Linked DNA regions of Homo sapiens: region 1 is linked to region 2. The links are chromatin loops, found by intact Hi-C in ENCODE. Cell type or tissue: natural killer cell. All regions are shown on one strand. Links, peaks and the distances in the headings refer to the core of each region. The heading gives the core; the rest is flanking DNA. Region 1 overlaps RNF128 (ring finger protein 128). Region 2 has its middle 130 kb from the start of RADX.

Region 1 (8,000 bases), core at 1-8,000, 310 kb after region 2:
ATAATATTATTATAATTGTAATTATATATTATAATTATAATTATATAATTATAATTATAATATATATAATATGTATTATATATTAAATATAATAATATATTTATATATTATATAGTATATATCTTACATAGTATATTATGTATAATACATATACTCTATATTATATATACTATATAATATAGTATATAATATATAATTATATATACTATATAATATAGTATATAATATATAGTTATATATAAATATATTTTATATATAGTATATTTTAAATATAGTATATAATATACATAGTATACTATATAATATATATACTATATATAATACATATTTTATATAATTATATATACTGTATATACTATAATATATAATTATATATACTACATATAATATGTATTATATATTATATATTATATAATGTATAATATATTATATATTATACATTATATACTATATACTGAGTATATATACTATATAGTGTATAGTATATAATATATGTATATGTACATGTACATATATATACTATATGTACAGTATATATACTATATACTGAGTATATATACTATATAGTGAGATAATATACCATATATTATCTATTATATAGTATACAATAGTGTATATATACTATATAGTATATAGTATATATATACTATATACTATATATACTATATACTATATAGTATATAGTGTATATATACTACATATATATAAATTGTGTATATATTATACATATATGTAAATTGTATATATATAATACATATATATAAATTCCAACTAAGGAGTGAACACTTCCAAATAGATGCTCATAACTTGATTTCATTTTATTTTTTCTTGATAGATTAGAATAAATTTAAAATTAATCCAGTACTATCCTTATATTTATGTGTATTTATATTATATTATGTATATATGTATATTATATATTTATGTATATATATGTACATTATATAATATATATACTCTACATAATATATAGTATATATTATATACATTATACACTATATAATATAGTGTATATATTATATACATTATACACTATATATAATATAGTGTATATATTATATACATTATACACTATATACATTATATATAATATATACTATATAATATTATAATATGTAGTATATATAGTTACACATGTAAATATAAGGACAGTACTGGATTAATGTTAAATTTATTCTAATCCATCAAGAAAAAAATAAAATGAAATCATGCATCTGTTTGAAAGTGTTCATTCCTTAGTTTTTTAAATTATCCCTCTCCTGAAGGTTGTTCTTAACACTACTTCTTTTAGCTATTTAATACAATAGTGATGCTCTTGGAACATATCACATTGCCTAAAGCATCAGTACAGTGTTGTTGTACTCAATACTATATTGGACTATATTATTGAGAATGACTGTACCATTTATCAGTTAGGGAATTCTAACTGTTTAAGATTTGAAATAATGAACAAAGTCTTAGGTCAGGTAGTGTCCTAGCCATTTTCAAATGAGTACTGAAAATATTTTTTTTTGGAGCTAGAGTAATGAGGCTTTTACATTTAAAAGTACCGTATTATGGAATTTCCAAATTTTGTTTCTGTGACTCCTTCATTTTATGAATAGTGTGTTTAAAAGGAAAGGCATCCATTCAAAGACTAAATAAAGTTACACTAAGTAATCTGTTAATATATATTAGGTAAAGTGTTGCTACTTTACAACTGATAATTATGTTTTTTTCCTGAATTAGCCATATTTTCCATAAGACATGTGTTGACCCATGGCTGTTAGAACACAGGACTTGCCCCATGTGCAAATGTGACATACTCAAAGCTTTGGGAATTGAGGTAAACATTAATATGTTATTTATATGAAGAATATATGCCTGGGCTTTGGAGAAAATAACAAAATAACATCCTTATTTTTTCGCTATGTAATACACCATACTTATAGTTTATACCTAAAACCAGACATATTTATATCATATAGACAATGAGGTGCCATCTTGGGCCATCTCCATTTTCCTTCTTCCTCCCTCTTTCCAAATAGACTCATTATTTGGTCAGAATTTGAAATGATAACCATATAAACCACCAACTTGGCATCCCTCTTTCTGTTTTTGTAATCTTTTACTATTGCATAGTGACCAAACTTGTAGTTAAATAAGCAGACATAATTTGAGAAAGCATAATAAATATTAAATTATAATTTTATATTTGGTAAATGAAAAAAAGGCCTATTTTCAAGATACAACATAAAATCGAGCTCAAATCTTGACTTGGGAAGGTACATAGATGACAATGATTCTCAAGTTCCATAGGGGACAGCATGATGTTTTTTTAGGGCCTAACTTGTACCCAGCATTATTTTATGAAGTGCTGGTATCACCCAAATGAACATACCAGATGAGAGTGCACTCCGCCTATAGCATCTTTCATCCCATTGGTGGACCCAGTTACTCTGTTTTGACTGGGGCTAACAAGAGACTTGTGATCATCAAAAGGGATCATAGGTTTAAAAGGTTAAGAAATATTGCTCCAATGAGTCACCTATAAAGAAACTTTGAAGTGATATGTCGAGGAAAAGCGTGTACACTGAGAGGCTTTTAATTTGTTACATGTTCTTTAAAGGTGGATGTTGAAGATGGATCAGTGTCTTTACAAGTCCCTGTATCCAATGAAATATCTAATAGTGCCTCCTCCCATGAAGAGGATAATCGCAGCGAGACCGCATCATCTGGATATGCTTCAGTACAGGGAACAGATGAACCGCCTCTGGAGGAACACGTGCAGTCAACAAGTAAGCATCATACTAAAGGTTAACGAGTGCCCTGCAATCCATTGTAGATCATATGCCTGTATAGTACTCTTGCTTTTTAGCGTTTGTTCCATTCAGCCATTATCATGATCCAGGTTTTTTCTACTTAAAATAATGCCGTGAAGGATGCACCCCTACCTTAATATACATATATTCAAATGTATTTGAAATAGATGAAATGCATCAGAGTGGGGATTATTTACAAAAGAAAGATTTATTGGAAAGCTTCTCTCTGATGCATTTAAATCTTGGCTTATTAACTAATTACAGAGGGTAAGGAGAAACTTTAAACTTTAGGAGCCATTGTTTATTGCAGATAAAGCAGAAATTAAAATAAAGGAGTTCTGAAATGATAAAACAGAATTCAATTTATAAAAGTTTGATTTATACCCAACTTCTCTGGAACCCATGTTTTGCAAGTAGGAAACTGTTTAAGAATGGTATGTGCTGCCACCTGTTGACTATTTACCGTGAAATGAACAAACTGTTAGAAACTAAAATTGAATATATCATTTTCAAAATTCATGTGAATTTGTATTGCAACTTAGTAATTTTATGCCAAATGAGAAATTTTAGGGAGTTCTGTTTTTCCCTATAAAGATAAAACCCCTATAAAAATTATTTTCCCTTTCTTTTACCTCAATCTTTTCCATGTTTTTGTTGGTTTGAAAGTCTTCTCTCAATCCTCATTTTGAGATAATTTAATTCTAGTATAAAAGTAAAACAAAAACTGATTGTCAAGATGACTTATGAAACTTTCAGCTTCCTATTATATAAACCTTTGTCCTCTATAGGCTTATCAGTGCCATAGATACCACTTCTGAAGATATCACAATGAATATAACCACACAAAGGCAAACTTTGTATTTCTTATATCTAATCTTCAGACATTCCCTTGAATATAAACTAGTTATAAGTATCTTAATAATCTGTGGATTATTCTACCTGTAATAGAGAATCATTGTCTGATTGCCCCAGATGATCTTGTACTCTCATAATTGTGTGGTAATAGAATTCAGTAAAGATAAAAGAGAGTGTACGAGATAATTTATTGCTAGTCTTTTAAAAAACAACATTCCAATCTACTCTTTTTGTGTTCTGTTCTTCTGTGGGTAGGGGTGGGGTGGGGGAAAAAGGTAAGCACAACAGATTTTGCAGAGATTTGAAAAGCAAATGAAATAATGATCCATGTTTCTCCTCCTGTATTCTTAATTTGGATGATAGTAATACTCACCCAACCGCCCCAAACCAGAAACTAGGGACATCCCAAATTCTTCCCACTTCCCCTTCTGTGTTCTCAATTCTGTCCCCTAATTTCCAACCTTAATTCCACAGTCATAGTTTGAGCCACTATCTTCTCTTTGCCTATTCCTTCCATTCTTCCTTACCCAAGAAGTTAGGGGAGCCCAGTATAACTCCTGTTTCTCCTTTAAGACTGACACCTCTTTGAGAAGCCTCTCTTGACTAGATGTGATGGCCCTACTGTTGGCTTCCATAGAACTTCGATCATTGCACTTACTACACTGAGTTGTATTAAAACTTTTAAAGTTCTTTTGGATAAGAACAGTGTCTTATATTCACTGTTGTCTATCCAGCACCCAGCACATAGTAGATACTCAAATTTATGTTGAATGAATTACCACTTAAACCAGATTTAATTTTGTCTGGGATTACATATTACTAGTTTAAGAATCTTGCGTATTAGCCATTGATTCTTATGGTGATAGTTGATTTGCATAACTTTGTAAATACACATAGTTCATGTCGTGTGTCACATCATTGGGCTAAGTTCTATTAGAGCACTGGTTTTCAAACTTAAGTATTCATTGAGTCACTTGGAGGGCTTATTAAAACGGAAAGGTCACCACCAGAGTTTCTGACTCAGTGGGTTTTGGGTGATGCCTAGGAATTTTCGTTTCTAACAGGTTCACAGGTGATACTGATTCTACTAGTCCAGGGACCACATTTTGAGAACCATTGAATAAGGGCCCTACTGTCAATCCTGGCTATACATAAAAATCACCTGGAGAGATTTTAAACTTTGCTGATGTTTGGACTGTACCTCAGAGCAACTGTGATTTAACATGAGGTGCAGGGCCTGGGCACAGGTATTTTTTATTTTAATTTGAAATGATTTCAGACTGACTGACAAAAACGTTTCAAAAATAATACAAAGAATGCCCATATACCATTCACCCAGCTTCTCCAAATGTTAACATATAACCATATACAATTATCAAAACCAGGAAATTTGCTGATAAAATGTTATTATCAAAACTATAAACTTGACTCAAATTTCACCAACTGGCCCACTAACGTCCTTTTTCTGTCCCAGGATCCCACATTGCATTTAATTGTCATGTGTCCTTAGTCTCCAATCTGTGACACTTCTTCAGTCTTTGTCTTTCATGACCTTGACACTTCTGAAGATTACTGGTCAGTTATTTTCTAGAGTGTCCCTCAATTTGGGCTAGTCTGCTGTTTCCGAGTGATTAAATTTATTGTCCATTTTTGTCAAGAATACTACAGAAGTGATGTTGTGCCCCTTTCAGTGCCCCCATATCATACCAGGAAGCACGTGATGTTGGTGTCTTATTAGTGATGATTCAAACTTTGCCCACTTGGTTGAGGTGGTGTCTGCCAGGTTTCTCCCTTTAAAGTTACTATTTTTCCCTTTGTAATTATTAAATATCTTATAGAGAGATACTTGGAGACTACACAAATGTCCTGGTACTTATCATACTTCTACCCACTACTTTTAGCAATCATTGATGCTTCTTGCTTGCAGTAATTATTGAAGTATTTACCAAATGGTGATTTTCTGTTTGCATCATTCTTTGTACATTTATTGATTAAACTTCTAATATAAGGAAGAGCTCTTCCTTCTCCTCCATTTATTTATTGAGTTATTTATTTATTGTACTATAGGATCCTAGACGTTTCTTTCATTCTATAATATCATTCTCATCGTTTATCCCTTGCTCATATCATCCTAGATTTGGTCATTGGGAACTTGTTCAAGTTGGTTTTTGTGTTCTTTCAACTTTCTTACTTTCTGGTAACACAAGGTGTTCTAGGTCTGGGATTAGCCAACTTTTTCTGTAAGGGGCCACATAGTAAATATGTTAGGCTTTGAAGGCCTTAAGTCTTCATTTTCATACTCTTATTTTTTTGTTTTTGTTGGTTTGTTTTACAACCTTTTACAACCATGATAAGCACTTTTAGCTATGGTTTGTAGGCTGGAGTTTGCTGGCCCCTAGGCTAAAATCTAGGTTAACCTTGTACTTTCCCTCTCCTAGCCCTAGAATCAGCCACTTCTTCAGGAGGCCTTTTACTGGAGAATAGTATTTCAAAACCAGGATCTGAGCAACGGGCATGCTTATTGCTACCGGGGTGTCATTGCTATTGGCCCTTTTAGTGAACAAGACTAGAAAATATATGTATTTACTCTCACAAATATACACATACATATACATTATTTCTCTATCTGTCATTTTATCTATCTATCTGAAAAACAATGACCCTACTAATACATCTGATTCCAATCCCACACTACAGGGTTCATTCTAGCCTCCCCCTTTATTTATTTGTAACTCCTTTCTCCGACAGTGAAAGGAGAAATATTCTTTTTATCCACAGTATTTTTACTTATTTGTTCAATTATAGAATATACATAAAATAGTTTCAGCATTGCTAACACATACCCCTGTGTAAAACAATGTCAGTAACTAGTGTACAGTTCTTTTTGTTTTTAGCCTTACAGGTTAGAGTCAAAATACTGTTTTCCAAAGTTATTTAAGTTTAGTTGTTTTCTTCCCCATTCTCTTCACATGGTTATGTATTTCATTTATAATACAATTAAGTTCATTTATTACTGTTTGTATTCAATTCAATTTTGGGCATCCTTCCAACTTCCTGGTTGATTTTTTAAATCTGTCTATCTATATTTATGTGAATGAAGAAGCACTGGTAATTTTTTAAGTGCCCAGGTGATTGAAATGTATAGCCAGATTTAACAGCTTGTTATATTTAAGGTAAGGAAGAAGTAGAAGACATAATTTTTGCTCTTAAGGAGGCTATAATCTAGGTAGAAATAAGCACATGTACGTGAATCAAAAAAGCAATTATAAATCAATATAATAATGCCATATGTGCTTTATGTAAGATATAGCATAAATCATATAATTATTAGAGGTACAGGGAATGAATATGGTAATCAGTGTATGTTGAAATTAAATAAGAAAGACTTCTTGGAAGTAAATGTTGAATTTTGTCTTAAAAGAGGAGAGGGGCAAAATCATCCTAAAATTGCTATTTCTTTTTAAAGATGAAAGTCTACAGCTGGTAAACCATGAAGCAAATTCTGTGGCAGTGGATGTTATTCCTCATGTTGACAACCCAACCTTTGAAGAAGACGAAACTCCTAATCAAGAGACTGCTGTTCGAGAAATTAAATCTTAAAATCTGTGTAAATAGAAAACTTGAACCATTAGTAATAACAGAACTGCCAATCAGGGCCTAGTTTCTATTAATAAATTGGATAAATTTAATAAAATAAGAGTGATACTGAAAGTGCTCAGATGACTAATATTATGCTATAGTTAAATGGCTTAAAATATTTAACCTGTTAACTTTTTTCCACAAACTCATTATAATATTTTTCATAGGCAAGTTTCCTCTCAGTAGTGATAACAACATTTTTAGACATTCAAAACTGTCTTCAAGAAGTCACGTTTTTCATTTATAACAATTTTCTTATAAAAACATGTTGCTTTTAAAATGTGGAGTAGCTGTAATCACTTTATTTTATGATAGTATCTTAATGAAAAATACTACTTCTTTAGCTTGGGCTACATGTGTCAGGGTTTTTCTCCAGGTGCTTATATTGATCTGGAATTGTAATGTAAAAAGCAATGCAAACTTAGGCGAGTACTTCTTGAAATGTCTATTTAAGCTGCTTTAAGTTAATAGAAAAGATTAAAGCAAAATATTCATTTTTACTTTTTCTTATTTTTAAAATTAGGCTGAATGTACTTCATGTGATTTGTCAACCATAGTTTATCAGAGATTATGGACTTAATTGATTGGTATATTAGTGACATCAACTTGACACAAGATTAGACAAAAAATTCCTTACAAAAATACTGTGTAACTATTTCTCAAACTTGTGGGATTTTTCAAAAGCTCAGTATATGAATCATCATA
Region 2 (18,108 bases), core at 5,958-13,957:
CATAACGAAATGAAGGCAGAAATAAAGATGTTCTTTGAAACCAACGAGAACAAAGACACCACATACCAGAATCTCTGGGACGCATTCAAAGCAGTGTGTAGAGGGAAATTTATAGCACTAAATGCCTACAAGAGAAAGCAGGAAGGATCCAAAATTGACACCCTAACATCACAATTAAAAGAACTAGAAAAGCAAGAGCAAACACATTCAAAAGCTAGCAGAAGGCAAGAAATAACTAAAATCAGAGCAGAACTGAAGGAAATAGAGACACAAAAAACCCTTCAAAAAATCAATGAATCCAGGAGCTGGTTTTTTGAAAGGATCAACAAAATTGATAGACCACTAGCAAGACTAATAAAGAAAAAAAGAGAGAAGAATCAAATAGACACAATAAAAAATGATAAAGGGGATATCACCACCGATCCCACAGAAATACAAACTACCATCAGAGAATACTACAAACACCTCTACGCAAATAAACTAGAAAATCTAGAAGAAATGGATACATTCCTCGACACATACACTCTCCCAAGACTAAACCAGGAAGAAGTTGAATCTCTGAATAGACCAATAACAGGCTCTGAAATTGTGGCAATAATCAATAGTTTACCAACCAAAAAGAGTCCAGGACCAGATGGATTCACAGCCGAATTCTACCAGAGGTACAAGGAGGAACTGGTACCATTCCTTCTGAAACTATTCCAATCAATAGAAAAAGAGGGAATCCTCCCTAACTCATTTTATGAGGCCAGCATCATTCTGATACCAAAGCCGGGCAGAGACACAACCAAAAAAGAGAATTTTAGACCAATATCCTTGATGAACATTGATGCAAAAATCCTCAATAAAATACTGGCAAACCGAATCCAGCAGCACATCAAAAAGCTTATCCACCATGATCAAGTGGGCTTCATCCCTGGGATGCAAGGCTGGTTCAATATACGCAAATCAATAAATGTAATCCAGCATATAAACAGAGCCAAAGACAAAAACCACATGATTATCTCAATAGATGCAGAAAAAGTCTTTGACAAAATTCAACAACCCTTCATGCTAAAAACTCTCAATAAATTAGGTATTGATGGGACGTATTTCAAAATAATAAGAGCTATCTATGACAAACCCACAGCCAATATCATACTGAATGGGCAAAAACTGGAAGCATTCCCTTTGAAAACTGGCACAAGACAGGGATGCCCTCTCTCACCGCTCCTATTCAACATAGTGTTGGAAGTTCTGGCCAGGGCAATCAGGCAGGAGAAGGAAATAAAAGGTATTCAATTAGGAAAAGAGGAAGTCAAATTGTCCCTGTTTGCAGACGACATGATTGTTTATCTAGAAAACCCCATCGTCTCAGCCCAAAATCTCCTTAAGCTGATAAGCAACTTCAGCAAAGTCTCAGGATACAAAATCAATGTACAAAAATCGCAAGCATTCTTATACACCAACAACAGACAAACAGAGAGCCAAATCATGGGTGAACTCCCATTCACAATTGCTTCAAAGAGAATAAAATACCTAGGAATCCAACTTACAAGGGATGTGAAGGACCTCTTCAAGGAGAACTACAAACCACTGCTCAATGAAATAAAAGAGGACACAAACAAATGGAAGAACATTCCATGCTCATGGGTAGGAAGAATCAATATCGTGAAAATGGCCATACTGCCCACGGTAATTTACAGATTCAATGCCATCCCCATCAAGCTACCAATGACTTTCTTCACAGAATTGGAAAAAACTACTTTAAAGTTCATATGGAACCAAAAAAGAGCCCGCATCGCCAAGTCAATCCTAAGCCAAAAGAACAAAGCTGGAGGCATCACACTACCTGACTTCAAACTATACTACAAGGCTACAGTAACCAAAACAGCATGGTACTGGTACCAAAACAGAGATATAGATCAATGGAACAGAACAGAGCCCTCAGAAATAATGCCGCATATCTACAGCTATCTGATCTTTGACAAACCTGAGAAAAACAAGCAATGGGGAAAGGATTCCCTATTTAATAAATGGTGCTGGGAAAACTGGCTAGCCATATGTAGAAAGCTGAAACTGGATCCCTTCCTTACACCTTATACAAAAATCAATTCAAGATGGATTAAAGATTTAAACATTAGACCTAAAACCATAAAAACCCTAGAAGAAAACCTAGGCATTACCATTCAGGACATAGGCGTGGGCAAGGACTTCATGTCCAAAACACCAAAAGCAATGGCAACAAAAGCCAAAATTGACAAATGGGATCTAATTAAACTAAAGAGCTTCTGCACAGCAGAAGAAACTACCATCAGAGTGAACAGGCAACCTACAACATGGGAGAAAATTTTTGCAACCTACTCATCTGACAAAGGGCTAATATCCAGAATCTACAATGAACTCAAACAAATTTACAAGAAAAAAACAAACAACCCCATCAAAAAGTGGGCGAAGGACATGAACAGACACTTCTCAAAAGAAGACATTTATGCAGCCAAAAGACACATGAAGAAATGCTCATCATCACTGGCCATCAGAGAAATGCAAATCAAAACCACTATGAGATACCATCTCACACCAGTTAGAATGGCAATCATTAAAAAGTCAGGAAACAACAGGTGCTGGAGAGGATGTGGAGAAATAGGAACACTTTCACACTGTTGGTGGGACTGTAAACTAGTTCAACCATTGTGGAAGTCAGTGTGGCGATTCCTCAGGGATCTAGAACTAGAAATACCATTTGACCCAGCCATCCCATTACTGGGTATATACCCAAAGGACTATAAATCATGCTGCTATAAAGACACATGCACACGTATGTTTATTGCGGCACTATTCACAATAGCAAAGACTTGGAACCAACCCAAATGTCCAACAATGATAGACTGGATTAAGAAAATGTGGCACATATACACCATGGAATACTATGCAGCCATAAAAAATGATGAGTTCATATCCTTTGTAGGGACATGGATGAAATTGGAAACCATCATTCTCAGTAAACTATCGCAAGAACAAAAAACCAAACACCGCATATTCTCACTCATAGGTGGGAATTGAACAATGAGAACACATGGACACAGGAAGGGGAATATCACACTCTGGGGACTGTGGTGGGGTCGGGGGAGGGGGGAGGGATAGCATTGGGAGATATACCTAATGCTAGATGACACATTAGTGGGTGCAGCGCACCAGCATGGCACATGTATACATATGTAACTAACCTGCACAATGTGCACATGTACCCTAAAACTTAGAGTATAATAAAAAAAAAAAAAAAAAAAAAAAACAGGAAAATAGCCGGGCGTGGCGGTATGCCACTGTAATCCCAGCTACTCGGGAGGCTGAGACAGGAGAATTGCTTGAACCTGGAAGGCAGAGATCACACCACTGCACTCAAGCCTGGGTGGCAGAGCAAGACTCCGAAAAAAAAAACAAAACAAAAAAAAAAACGGGAAGGTGATTAAAGAATGAATGTTGCTAAATCCACCTGCAGTCTCCAAAGAGTGAATAAGGATAGAGAGATAGTTTTTAAAGGACCAGGACTAACCATGACAAAGAGTAAAAGGACAAGCTTCCTAGAATGATTTCTGAGACAATAGTACAGGACACTTTGTCGTATTTAGCCCCATTTAGTTAATACATCAAGTGTAAATGATCTTAAAATTATGAAGCAATCAACAACTATTTTATACTGATTCCATTTACCATTGTCAGTGAGCACAGAAGCACCAAAAGAATTGTAAACTAGAAATAAAATTCTAAGCCCACCCCATTAACTGAACAGACCCCCTCTTGGCCAGGGGGAACCCAGGGAAACCTTAAAAACTGAGTTCCCCGCCATGACAAGACGGGAGGTCAAACATGCCTCATGATGCCCCTTCCCTTTTGTAGTTTAGACAGCAACCAACCTGCAGAATGTTAAAATAGAGATAATACGACTGACAAAACAGAACCTTGTGGCAATAAGACACCAAATTATAAACAAAACCTAGGACCATGCCAGGCAAGGGTTAAGTCATGCCTGCAGGCCATCAATCTTGCTAAAGAGGTCATTTTGACCCAGTATATTGTGATTGGCTCTGATATAGCATCCTTATCTTAACTTGAACTTTTCTTTCTTCTGACCTCAAGTTTTAGACAGAGCCTTACTCCTTTAACCAATTGGAAATTAAATAATCTCCAAATTCACCTATAATCTGTAAGCTCCACTCTCCCTCAACCCTGTGCTTCAAGATATCTTGTCGAACCAATGTCTACCTTCCATGTATTGATTTATGTTTTTGCATGTAATTCCTGCCTCCCTGGAATGTATAAAACCAAACTGTATGGCATTCTATTTACTATCAGCAAAAAAATAAAAAAATAATAAACAAACCGTAGCCTGGCTTCCTCAGGACCACTTACTCAAGGCTTTTTGTGTTAGTGTTTTCCCTGAACCGCAATCACTCATATTGGCTCAAAATAAACCTCTTTAAAATATTTTACAGAGTTTGGTTTTTCTGTAAACAGAATGCCAGATGAATCCTCTGGATTTCAGACATATTCCTCCCTATCCCCATTATGCAGCAACAACCTTTATCTGTGCATGGTGCAGAGGCCAAAAGAAAATCTACCTCTGTGCCCTCTAAGGCAGATTAATTGGAGAAAAGGCATACACATTTATTAACACATACACAAGAAGAATCACAGAGTAATTGCCTCATACCCCAATGGGGCGTAGAAGCTTATATACCATCATGAAATTGCAGAAAGAATGGGGGCTTGGATTCTGGCAAAACAGGTTATTGTGGCAGAACAGGTTATAGGAGGGGGAAGAAGAGAGATTCTGTTGAGGGGCAATAAATGATTACTAGGGAGAATGAATAGATCTTGGGACAGAGATTAACTTGTAAATAGTTTTCTTGGGAATTTGAATGAGTGTGACAGATATTACCATGTGAAAGGGTTTGTTCAGGTGTGGTTCTCTTTGGTGGGTCCACACTTCAGGCAGGAAAAGAAACTTCAGAGAACTCTATCTGTGCTTTGGGAGAGACAGAAGATTGAGAGACAGTAGGGAGGAGGATGGTCAGAGAGATCTAGATGTTTTTTCAGTTCAGCATGTCAAAGTGCCGTATTTTGGGGTATCGGTTTCTGAACCCCAACAGTGATAATCACGGTTGATTTTCCCTATTGATATATAAACTCCTTTCTTTGCCTGCTGATCCATTGCCATGAGGAAATTGAAGTGACCAGGTAGTGGTTGTAGCCTCAAGTTTAATAGAAACCAACCTGTGTCTCTTACTGGAAGCAGTCTCTCTTGGGACACAGGATATCTAATATGGCAGACCTTAAAGTTTCAGGGATAGGAAGTACACATTGTGCAAATGTGCTATGGAGAATGATGGTGAGAAGAGCTGTTGTAGCCTCTTTACAAAGAAAGGATGGACCCCTGTAACAGTTAATTTTAGATGTCAACTTGATTAGATTGAGAGATGTCTAGATGGTTGGTGAAGCATTGTTTCTGGTTGTGTCTATGAGGGTGTTTCCAGAAAAGATTGACATGTGAGTCAATGAACTGAGAGAGGAAGACATGCTCTCAATGTGGATGGGCACTAATCTGGGGTTAGACCTAGAACAAAGTATCCAGAAGAAGGGAGATATTCAGCTTGTTTAGTTTTCTTTTTCATGCTCTCTCTCTCTTCTACAGCAGGATGTCCTTTCCCCTCTACTGCCTTTGGATATCAGACTTCAGGTTCTTCGGCCTTTGGACTTTGGGACCTGCACCAGCAGCCTCCTAGAGGCTTTCAGCCCTTCAGCCTCAGATTAAAGTCTTCACTGTCAGCTTCCCTGGTTTTGAGCTTTCAAACTTGGACTGAGCCACACTACTGTATTCTCTAGGACCCAGGCTGGTGGGATCTTTCACACTCCATCTTGTAGAAAACCTATCACAGGACTTTGCCTTTGTGATTGTGTGAGCCAATTTGTTACTGATAAAGCTGGTCCCCCCCAAAATTGGATCTTTTCCTACTAAGTGTTGTGAAGCCAATACGCAAAACCAAAAGAAAGCCTCGAGCAGTGCAGTCTTGTTTGATGGCCATGAAATTGAGAAGCAGGAGTGTGGCTCACAAATCAACTTCTCAGTTCACTCATGAGAGCTGGGAAAACACAGATATAGGATATCTTTAATGAATGGGTTGGGCATTAAAAGCAAGGGGAGGAATATTCATGTCTTTTCCGGTAATGGGCAGAAAACTTCTCAAAACCGGAGTACCACCTTCTGTTTTGTCCTTCTATGGTTTCTTCCAGTTGTTGTCATGAAGACTGTCAATGGTCATGATGTTGGTGGGTGTGTTATTTAGCATGGAAATTAGACTATAATGAACCTAGAGGTTCTTCAGAGGTTGAGCTTCCATCTTGGATCCCACCGTCTTAGCCCATTTGGTCACAAAAGGGAACTTCTGACCTCAGGCATTCTGTGTCTTAAAGATAAGCAGAGTTTAAGGCAAGGTAGAAATTTACCTACACCACGTAGGCATTACGCTGGGTAAGAATTCTCCCTACAATCCCCACCTAAAATTTAATTCAGATGTCAAGACTGATAACATCTTACACAAAGCAAGAAGGTATGATTTATTACTTACATAATAAATGCTTTCAGAGGAGAGAAGGGCAGGCTTCCCACGATGATCTGAAAATGGCTTGAGAAAGTGGAAAAAGAAGACTGACTTCAGGTTTTTGTTGTGGTTAGGGAGAGGGGTCATGATGAGGGTTCCAATTGCACAAGTATGGACTTGCATGGTTTGAACCTCCTGCTAGTGCCCAAGGAGAAATTACCCAGGACTTTTTATCAGTTTGCCCAGATATGGGGTGGAGGGGAAGAAGGGGGGTTGAGGTTTAAAAGCTCTCAGCATTCAAATATTCAAAAATGGAATCAGACTCCTTTGTATCATGCTGCTATAAAGACACATGGCCACGTATGTTTATTGCGGCACTACTCACAATAGCAAAGACTTGGAACCAACCCAAATGTCCAACAATGATAGACTGGATTAAGAAAATGTGGTACATATACACCATGGAATGCTTCGCAGCCATAAAAGGGATGAGTTCATGTCCTTTGTAGGGACATGGATGAAGCTGGAAACCATCATTCTCAGCAAACTATCGCAAGGACAAAAAACCAAACACCGCATGTTCTCACTCATAGGTGGGAACTGAACAATGAGAACACTTGGACCCAGGAAGGGGAACATCACACACTGGGGCCTGTTGTGGGGTGAGGGGAGGGGGGAGGGATAGCATTAGGAGATATACCTAATGTAAATGACGAGTTAATGGGTGCGGCACACCAACATGGCACATGTATACATATGTAACAAACCTGCACGTTGTGCACACGTACCCTAGAACTTAAAGTAATATATATACACACACATATATAAAGAGCCAGTCTGATGTTTTACTCCTTGGTTCCCAGATTCACATACTCTAGATTTGGAGGCCACAGCATCAAATATCAGTTTTTATTTCAGATCCTGGAGGAAAGTGCCCTAGCTGCTCAAAGTGTTGCACCTGAGCTGATACATTAGCTGAGCTGCTTTACCTGAACAATAGAATGAAGACAAACACAAAGGAGATGCTGATGAACATAAATACTACTCCCTGGTGAGCCTGAATGTAGTCTAAGGCCAGTCTATTATTCATTAAAACCTATACAAAAAAGTTTAGACTGATTAGCTGATGTTATAGAGTTTGTGGCATCTCATTGGCTATGGTTGCTAAAGATAATGATTGGTACCTGATCATTGTCTCTGGGGCATGGACACTGATGCCGGGGCATAGAACCAGGAGTAAAAGTACCCCCCAGCTAGGACAGCCCTCTTTATCCAGTGTTCCAACAAGGGATAAAATGGGTGGTATCACCTTCAGTGATTACTGGGAGCCATACATGAGCTAAAAAATCACCACTACCCCCAGTGGAAATGTTCTGTGGCCCCCTCTCTAATACATACAAGCATATAACCTGAAGAGGCTTCTTATACTTGGTTTTGTATTGTTTTGGTAAAATCACATGGGTGACGTCACTGAGTAGACACAGTTTTGATAGCCATACATGGCATAGGCCATTGGTGTGTCAGAAGAATCATGTGGATTAGTACCGGTCACACATAAACAAGATTGCACTGGTCAGAGTGTTTGTACATGCATGAAGGGATCCAAGTTTGATAGCCGTGGCTATGGGAGATTTTCAGCTTTTTAGCATGTGGATGAGAAAGATGGACCTCAATGTGAGTTAGTCAGCTGCGGCTACCACTTCACTCAGATGGACCATGGAGATGTTTGCCAAGCAGTAGTACTGAATCCAGGGGACATAGAACATTGATTGCTTCCCCCATTCCCATACCTTCCAAGGTCTAAAGACCGCATATACTGAGGTTGTTACTTTCCCCCAGGCGATGAGGTTGTTGCTCTCCCTCCATGGCCACACAATCTGTTGGTCCTAATCCAGTAGTCAGTACCTTGTCTATTCACCCATCCATCTCCCACTTGCTCCCAGACCCATCCAGATGTGCCAGGGGTTATGTGGGCTATGGTACAATAGTAGGAATTTCAGTGATATATTATTATCTATTCAATGATCTAGTATCATCTATTGCTGCTTGAGTGAGCCACTGCAGTGGTAAATCCAAGCTTCAGAAATTCTACCAACGGATCATTATCCTTGTGATCTGTGACATCCCATGCCCAATGACAGAAGCTAGGTGATAGCAGGAACAATAGGTTGGAGTCTATCTCACTTTGTTGTCTAAGGTGAAAAAAAGAGGAATGGTTGGAGATTGTCAGTGTAGAATCCCTGATCTAGAAGGCTGGTCTCCTTGTTCTCTGACCCCTTCTCTCTTGACATTCACACAACCATTCAAAGATAAATATTTCTTACAGAGAGAAGCCTCAGATAATAACCATACAGTCTGACTATGATGTGTAGTCCACAATTCTGGCAACATAGCTTGCCTAGAAATATTTTACAGTCAAGGTTTTGAAAATTTACTCCACCTCTTGATGATGCCAGCAGCCTGAGCATGAAAAGGGGCATGGGATGCATGGCGAATGACATCCCCATCAGTGCACTGTTGGGTCTCCTTAAGCTTGAACACTGTGCTTTGGAAGACTGTAAGTGGCAGAAACAGTAGAACTCAGACTCAAGTATTACCATGGTATTCCCAGAATCTGCAACTCACACAGGAATGGCAACTTCATAGCTGGAATAGATTTCTCTTTTTTTTTGAGGTTTCCAACACATTTTATTTTGCAGACCACTGCTTTGTAGCTTTTGAGGACAACATCTGTATCAATTCCTATAAAATGTCCAATCAATTTCAGTTCCGTAGCAGGCTCTTCCAACTGGAATAGATTTCAATGGCTGTTAGATACCAGAAATAGCCACAAGGTGGCAGCAGAGAATGGAAGTAGACCCTCAGGAATGGTCAAGGCTCAAAGTTGTGTCACCTACTGACAGATGACACAGATGGAATTCTTTTAAGCCCATTGGATTATGGTGGAATAGTCACTTGCCCAGTCCTATGATGAATACAGATAGCATTGCTATGCACATGCAATTGGCCACATTGTTTGATTTAGGCTTTTCTGAGTATGGATGCTTTCCTTTGGCATTCACATGGATTACATAAATGTTCTGTCTGGCTGCAGATATAGCTTTCCAGAGTTCCTGGCCCAATAGAGGGGTGCCTTTTATATACCAGTAGTCATTCTCCATGAATTCAAACAGACAGCTGAGCTGTTTTCACTGACACTAACCCAAGTGTCAGTGAAAATACAATATGCCATTTCTCTATGAGTATTATATAGGACAAGGATGGCAGTATTCAAATCAGCCAATTGTGCTGACTGGCCCTCACTGCAGGAGGTCTTCCAGGGCTGTCCTTGGGGCTTAATTACTGCCAATACCCAGTGAGACCATTAGCTTTTACTTCAGCTAAGCCATCAGTAATCCAAGGTCAATCATCCTTGGGGATTTGGAAGTGTGATCACCAGATAGCAAAAGGCTTCCCTTGTGAATGAGCAAGGGGAGGTTCAAAAGCCTCTAAAGGTATGTAACCTTTTTGTATATGGAGGACACAGTTGTGGGACCAGATCTGCCTCTCTCTTAAATATAATATTTCCATTTAATAAAAGAAGACTGTTGGGCCTTTCTGACTTTATTGTAAGCATCTGAATGAACAAACCCAAGATGGAGGTGTCTGGGCAAAATGTTACCTGGCATTCCAGAATAAGGTTCTCATTCTCCACAACTTCCCATTAGAAGGCCAGTTAGTTATTTCCCAAATGGAGTGTGATGGGTGGCCTGGTCAGGGAACTCGACGGGCACATACAGGTGGAAGCAGTCTCTCTTTGGTAGAAGCTCAACACAGCATAGTCATCAGTAGCAGATACTTGTAGTTACAAGGGACCCTTGGGGTTTTACAGGCCCATGTCACTGCCCTAGCCTACCTGTTATTACCATAACCAGTTAAATTTTCTAGATTTTCTGCTCAACACATACATAAGGTGCAACAAACTGTCTGGATGAGGCACATAATGTCTCGAATATCCAAACAGTCAAATTAACTTCTGGGCTCCTTTTTAGGTAGTGGTGAGTCAAAATGCAAGTAACTTTCCCTTTTATATCTTAGAGATTGATATTTGAGCCTTAGCCCACATGGCTCTCAATAATTTGACTTGGGTGGTTGGTCTCTATATTTTATTAGGAGTAATGAGCCACCCCTTGGCTTTCATGCAAGTCAGCAAACAGCCATTACCACTTGTTCTTTACTGGGGCTTACCAGCACAATATCATCAATATATTGGAATCAAGTTATCCAAGAAAGGAAAAAGAACTTATTCCATACATCTGCACGCTCACTGATGGCAAACACCAAGAAAATATAGCTTCTCCAGATATAGCATAGTAATTGTGTGGGAGCTACAGGGACAATGGCTAAATTCAGCTGGCAATAAGCCTCCACCTCCCATTCACCTGTTTCACTAGACACTCAGGGCCATTGTCAAGATATAAAAGCTTTCAACACTCCTACTGTCTTTAAGTCCTTCATTAAGGCCTTGATTACTTTCTCATCTCCTGGAATTCTATATTATTTGTGTAGTGTAATACAGGAGAGAACTGGAAGTCTAGTTGGTGGTTTTGGTGTAATCTTCTCACTATCATCATATTGCAAGATGCTCTTTTTCACAAGTGGGAGAATCCCCCTTCTTAGACTCTATGAGTACTCACAGTAAATGCATGTAAAACAGCAATAGCAATTATACATCAAGCAGTAAGAGTAACAGCAGTAGTGGGAGTCTAAGTGACCACACCCAGATGGTTACAGTTAATCCCCTTTTCTGTTTCACTACATCGCCAAATTCAGCCAATTCACTGGTAGCACTTGTCCCTCAACAGAATCTGATAAGAGAGTTATTTAAGCACTGGTATCCAAACAAGCCACAAAATTTCTCATCTCCTACCTTTACCCCATGCCACATTGTACCCTTGCAGAGGCATATGACCTCTGGGCCCCACTGGGGACAGAAAGACCTTGACCTCACGCTTAGTCCCCCTTCTTCAGATCACGATACATGGGCTTAGGGTCCAGCAGTGGAAATGCTGAAGGAATGATAGCCAGTTGGCTACTATAGGATAATAATGAGGAAGTGAGAAGCCAGTTGACTATCATTCTATGGTAGCCAACTGGCTTCTTGCTTCCTCCTATAAAGACGGAACCCACAAATGGGGTACCCAGACTACCAACATTTCTATCCAGCTAACTAGAAATGGCTTCTTACTTCCTCCTATAAAGAGATATTGATCTCCATGGAGAAATCTGTCCCCACTGAGGCACTTTAAGTTTCAACCGGATAAACAACTGCCTGTTTGTGCCCCTTCTCCCTATGCCTATAGCTCCTATCTGGACCCAGTTGCTTCAGTGCTCAACCCATTAATCTCTTCTTTGAGAAACTCTGTTTTACAGCCAAATCTATATTGACTTATGGCTAGGTTCCTTTGTAGGGGATTTATTCTTTTTCCCACTGTTCTTTATTTTATCTCAGATTACAGAAATTTTGCTTAGATGAGGATGGGTCTGTCTTTCTCTTAGGCATTTTTCAACCTACAATCATAGCCACCTGCACAGGGTCTCGAGGTACTAACAACAAAGTTAGTCATCCACTTTCACTTTAGGGAGGCAGAGAATAAACACTTATCAGGCATTCTCTGGATGAAAGGCTCGTTATCAAAATTAGCATTCTGCCCATGGTACAGTCATTCTGGAGCAGCTACAACCATCATGTTTTGAACAACTTCCTCCTTGGTATTCTCCCCAGGTTCAACATAATATCGTCATTGAAATAGAAATTGAAACCAGCAAAGCCATGGTTTGTGACATGATTCTGCCCTGACTGAAGAGTCTGTATGAATCATATGTGAGAAGGCCTGCTTGCTACCATTCACTCTGTAAAGCATAACCGTTCTTCTTTCAGCACGAGACGCACCAACTGAATCTCTAACAGCACCCCACTCTTTGGACAGAAGTTTTATCAGGTTTCCCTCCTTTGCCTCTTGGGTGCATCTTACTACTCTGCATGGGGTTATATTGCAGTTACAGGAATAGTAATCGTGGTTTTCAAATGGGGGAAAGTTGTGCTTTTCTCTTTGACAGGAATCAGAGGTGTTTCCTTTGTCCCCTACTCTGTAGAAGAGGATGCCTTTTGAATAGTTTATTGTAATCTGACCTCTTACACTCAGTGTCTATTCATCAACTCACCTCATGTTCAAAAAGCAGACCATTTACCTTCCCCTTAATTTACTATTTGGGCAGACACAATCCCTCCTATCTCCCAGGGAGCTTCCTTACATCCCTGAATTGTCCCATAGGTCCCCTGCCTTTTCTCTTTCAAAAAGTCATTGTCTATATTGGCACCTTGCTTCCTATGCCAATCCTTGCAGAAACTCATTCATATAGGATGGCATGGAGTAGCTAGACTCCAAAGGAAATGATTAAGTAAGCAAGCATATCAGTTTGCCACACTCCACAAGTGCCAAAAGAAGACAACAACATTTAATGGCTCAGAGCAAAACAATTTATTATTTACAGCACATCAAACAGCAGGAATATCAGCCTGGTAGCACCAATTTACCTGTCTCCAACTTCCACTATGCAACCTGGAAAGAGCAGGTGGGCTATAAACACTGGGTTGCACCACAGCTGAGCAACCAGAGCCAAGGGTTTAGCACCTTTCTATAGCAAGCAGTTAACCAGCCAGTCATTTTCTTCTAGGAGAGAGTAATCATATAATGGTTCTGCTGGGTGTCATGTCATGTCAGTAATTCTCCTTTATTCTCCCTGATTCCCATTCAAAGCCTCAAGATCTACTCCCACATATGTTCCCAGGGTTTGTGCCAGTATATTTGAGCCAGGTTTTCCATTTCTTTTGGTTGTAACATCTTTCCTCCAAGAGCAGGGACTTTACTTCCCAGCTCTGCCTATAATGCTAATTGGTTTGGTTGCAATGAGAGTGCAGATGTTGAATGTGCCCTTATGTAAATCTCCTGTGTTGGTAATGTATTTTCAGGGTCTCCAAGTCTGAGGAGGTTGCTCTCCTCTAGCAAGTCAGAGGGGCAGGTGTAGGGGAACTGCTGCTGATCTGAAAGATTAAGGGGAATCTGGTAGTTCAAGATTCTCAGGCTCTTCCATGCAAATCTCCCTAATCCAAGTCTTACGGTTACTGTTTTTCATGAGGTCCCTGATTTTGACATAGGAGACCTCTTCAAGTTATATATCCAGTGCCATTTTGAATCTCTACCCCCCTTACAATTAGCTCCCAGCCCTGATTTTCAGCACAGTCTTCCTTGCTGCTGCAGATGAGGCTCTCTTTAAGCACAGCTGTATAGAAGACTTCTGGATTTTACAAGGGCCTAGGGTCGATGAGTCTGTTATTTTCATTTCTGTTTTATTAATTTTTACTGAAGTATAATCTACAGGAAAAAAGTGAACAAGCCATAAGCATAAAATTCTATGAATTTTTGCAGTGTGAACACATCTATGTAATAGCTCTCAGAATGAAAAACAGAACATTGCCACATACCAGACTCCCCACTGATGGCTGCTTCAAATTATTAAGCCTCCTGAGAATGAACACTTACCTGACTTGTATCATCATAGATTAGTTTTGTCTATTTTTGAGCTTTATATAAAAATAGTCATATAATACTATTTTGTAACTGATTTCTTTTGTAAGATTCATTCGTTTTTGTGAGTAGTTATAGACTGTTCATTTTCATTGCTGTGTGCTATTTTATTGTGTGAATACAACACAATTTATTTAATCATTTTACTTTTTGTAAATGGGGAAGTTTTTAAATTGTTGCCTAGTATAAATAAATAGTAATGCTATGAACAATCTTATACATGTGTTCTGGTGAACATATGCATATACTTCTGTTGGATAAATACCTAGAAGTAAAATTTGCTGTATTATAGGTTATGCATAAATTCATACATATTAGATATTGCCATGTAAATTTCCAAGGTAGTTGTATCAATTTCCACTTCCACTAGCAGTTTTTGACAATTCCAGTTGCTCATGTCTTCAGAAAGAAATGATATTTCTATCATTTTTCATTTTATCTATTCAGGTGTGAGAGTAAAAGTATTACCATATGGCATTAATTTTCATTTCCCTGATCCTGATGAATAATGAAGCTGAGAATCCTTTTATTTGTTCATTAGTCATTTATATTAGCCATTTTTTCTGAATGGCCTGTTTATCTTTTCCCATTTTCCACTGGGTTGCCTGCCTTTTCTTATGGATTTGTAGAAATTCTTCATATATTCTGCATACAAATTCTGTGGTAAGTACATTTATTTCAAATAAATACTCTCATCAATGGACTGCCTTTTCTCTTTCTTAATGGTGCATTTTGATGAGCAAATGTTCTTAAATTGTATGTCTTTCTCCCTCCTTCCCTCCCTCCCTCCCTTCTTTTTCTTTCTTTCTTTCTTTCTTTCTTTCTTTCTTTCTTTCTTTCTTTCTTTCTTTCTTTCTTTCTTTCTTTCTTTCTTATACTTTAAGTTCTGGGGTACATGTGCAGAGCATGCAGTTTTGTTACATGTGTATACACGTGCCATGGTGGTTTGCTGCACCCAACAACCCGTCACTTATATTAGGTATTTCTCCTAATGCTATCCCTCCCCACTCCCCCCACCCCACAACAGGCCACGGTGTGTGATGTTCCCCTCGCTGTGTCCATGTGTTCTCATTGTTCAGCTCTCACTTATGAGTGAGAACATGCGGTGTTTGGTTTTCTTTTCTTGTGATCGTTTGCTGAGAATGATGGTTTCCAGCTTCATCCATGTCTCTGCAAAGGACATGAACTCATTCTTTTTATGGCTGCATAGTATTCCATAGTGTATATGTGCCACATTTTCTTTATACAATCTACCACTGATGGGCATTTGGGTTGGTTCCAAGTCTTTGCTATTGTGAATAGTGCCACAATAAACATATGTGTGCATGTGTCTTTATAGTAGAATGATTTATAATCCTTTGGGTATATACCCAGTAATGGGATGGCTGGGTCAAATGGTATTTCTGGTTCTAGATCCTTGAGGAATCACCACACTGTCTTCCACAATGGTTGAACTAGTTTACAGTCCCACCAAAAGTGTAAAAGTGTTCCTATTTCTCCACATCCTCTCCAGCACCTGTTGTTTCCTGACTTTTTAATGATTGCCATTATAAATGGTGTGAGATGGTATCTCATTGTGGTTTCGATTTGCATTTCTCTGATGGCCAGTGATGATGGGCATTTTTTCATGTGTTTTTTGGCTGCATAAATGTCTTCTTTGGAGAAGTGTCTGTTCATATCCTTTGCCCACTTTTTGATGTGGTTGTTTGGTTTTTTTCTTGTAAATTTGTTTAAGTTCTTTGTAGATTCTGGATATTAGCCATTTATCAGATGGATAGATTGCAAAAATTTTCTCTCATTCTGTATGTTGTCTGTTCACTTTGATGATAGTTTCTTTTGCTGTGCAGAAGCTCTTTAGTTTAATTAGATCCCATTTGTCAATTTTGGCTTTTGTTGTCATTGCTTTTGGTGTTTTAGAGATGAAGTCTTTGCCCACACTTATGTCCTGAATGGTATTGCCTAGGATTTTTTCTATGATTTTTATGGTTTTAGGTCTTACATTTAAGTCTTTAATCCATCTTGAGTTGATTTTTGTATAAGGTGTACGGAAAGGGTCCAGTTTCAGTTTTCTGCATATGGCTAGTCAGTTTTCCCAACCCCATTTATTAAATAGGGAATCTTTTCCCCATTGCTTGTGTGTGTTAGGTTTGTCAAAGATCAAATGGTGGTAGATGTGTGGTGCTACTTCTGAGGCCTCCGTTCTGTTCCATTGGTCTATATATCTGTTTTGGTACCAGTACTATGCTGTTTTGGCTACTGTAGCCTTGCAGTATAGTTTGAAATCAGGTAGTGTGATGCCTCCAGCTTTGTTCTTTTTGCTTAGGATTGTCTTGGCTATGTGGGCTCTTTTTTTGGTTCCATATGAAGTTTAAAGTAGTTTTTTCCAATTCTGTGAAGAAAGTCAGTGGTAGCTTGATGGGGATAACATTGAATCTATAAATTACTTTGGGCAGTAAGGCCATTTTAATGATATTGATTCTTCCTATCCATGAGCATGGAATGTTTTTCCATTTGTTTGTGTCCTCTCTTATTTCCTTGAGCAGTGGTTTGTAGTTCTCCTTGAAGAGGTCCTTCGTAACCCTTGTAAGTTGTATTCCTAGCTATTTTATTCTCTTTAGTAGCAATTGAGAATGGGAGTTCACTCATGATTTGGCTCTCTGTTTGTCTGTTATTGGTGTATAGGAGTGCTTGTGATTTTTGCACATTGATTTTGTATCCTGAGATTTTGCTGAAGTTGCTTATCAGCTTAAGAGATTTTGGGCTGAGACGATGGGGTTTTCTAAATGTAGAATCATGTCATCTGCAAGCAGAGACAATTTGACTTCCTCTCTTCCTATTTGAATATGCTTTGTTTCTTTCTTTTGCCTGATTGCCCTGGCCAGAGCTTCCAATACTATGTTGAATCGCAGGAGTAGTGAGAGAGGGCATCCTTGTCTTCTACCTGTTTGCAAAGGGAATGCTTCCAGTTTTTGCCCACTCAGTATGATATTGGCTGTGGGTTTGTCATAAATAGCGTTTATTATTTTTAGATACGTTCCTTCGATACCTAGTTTGTTGAGAGTTTTTAGCAGAAGCGGTATTGAATTTTGTTGAAGGCCCTTTATGCATCTATTGAGATAATCATGTGGTTTTTATCATTGGCTCTGTTTATGTGATGGATTACATTTATTGATTTGCATATGTTGAACCAGCCTTGCATCCCAGGGATGAAGCCCACTTGATCATGGTGGATAAGCTTTTTGATGTGCTGCTGGATTCAGTTTGCCAGTATTTTATTGAGGATTTTTGCACTGATGTTCATCAGGGATATTGGCCTGAAATTTTCTTTTTTTGTTGTGTCTCTGCCAGGTTTTGGTATCAGCATGATGCTGGCCTCATAAAATGAATTAGGGAGGATTCCCTCTTTTTCTGTTGTTTGGAATAGTTTCAGAAGGAATGGTACCAGCTCCTCTTTGTACCTCTGGTAGAATTCAGCTGTGAATCCATCTGGTCCTGGACTTTTTTTGGTTGGTAGGCTATTAATTGCTGCCTCAATTTCAGAACTTGTTATTGGTCTATTCAGGGATTGGACTTCTTCTTGGTTTAGACTTGGGAGGGTGTATGTGTCGAGGAATTTATCCATTTCTTCTAGATTTTCTAGTTTATTTGCATAGAGGTGTTTATGTGTCCGGAATTTATTCCTTCCAGTGGGTTCTTGGTCTCACTTCAAGAATGAAGCCATGGACCTCGCAGTGAGTGTTACAGCTCTTAAAGGTGGCGCGTCTGGAGTTGTTTGTTCCTCCTGGTGCATTCGTGTTCTCACTGACTTCAGGAATGAAGCTGCAGACCCTTGCAGTGAGTGTCACAGCTCTTCCAGGTGGTGTGGACCCAAAGAGTGAGCAGCAGCAAGATTTATTGTGAAG

What was found. A loop is a pair of places that touch in the nucleus more often than their neighbours do. Peaks named below come from ENCODE experiments on the same cell type or tissue, not always from the same donor. Only the 100,000 strongest peaks of a DNase experiment are listed, where the experiment ranks them.
Region 1: it touches region 2 in a loop (8-fold over the local background); 65 of 110 quality-filtered maps call a loop at or near these places.

What each region holds. Positions count from the first base shown.
Region 1 is chrX:106,788,458-106,796,457 of GRCh38, forward strand. It overlaps RNF128 (ring finger protein 128), which reads left to right. Exons shown (of 7, transcript NM_194463.2): 5 at 1,729-1,825; 6 at 2,609-2,777; 7 at 7,123-8,000. The coding sequence ends at 7,256. Among named protein-coding and RNA genes, the nearest start is that of TBC1D8B, 10 kb to the right of the region's middle. In natural killer cell, for the core only: no CTCF peak of the experiment used is centred there; a DNase peak (open chromatin) is centred at 3,234.
Region 2 is chrX:106,472,060-106,490,167 of GRCh38, forward strand. No RefSeq gene overlaps it. Among named protein-coding and RNA genes, the nearest start is that of RADX, 130 kb to the right of the region's middle. RefSeq lists an enhancer at 12,254-12,523. In natural killer cell, for the core only: a CTCF peak has its summit at 9,409 (motif pointing right); DNase peaks (open chromatin) are centred at 9,432 and 12,392; H3K27ac peaks cover 761 bases.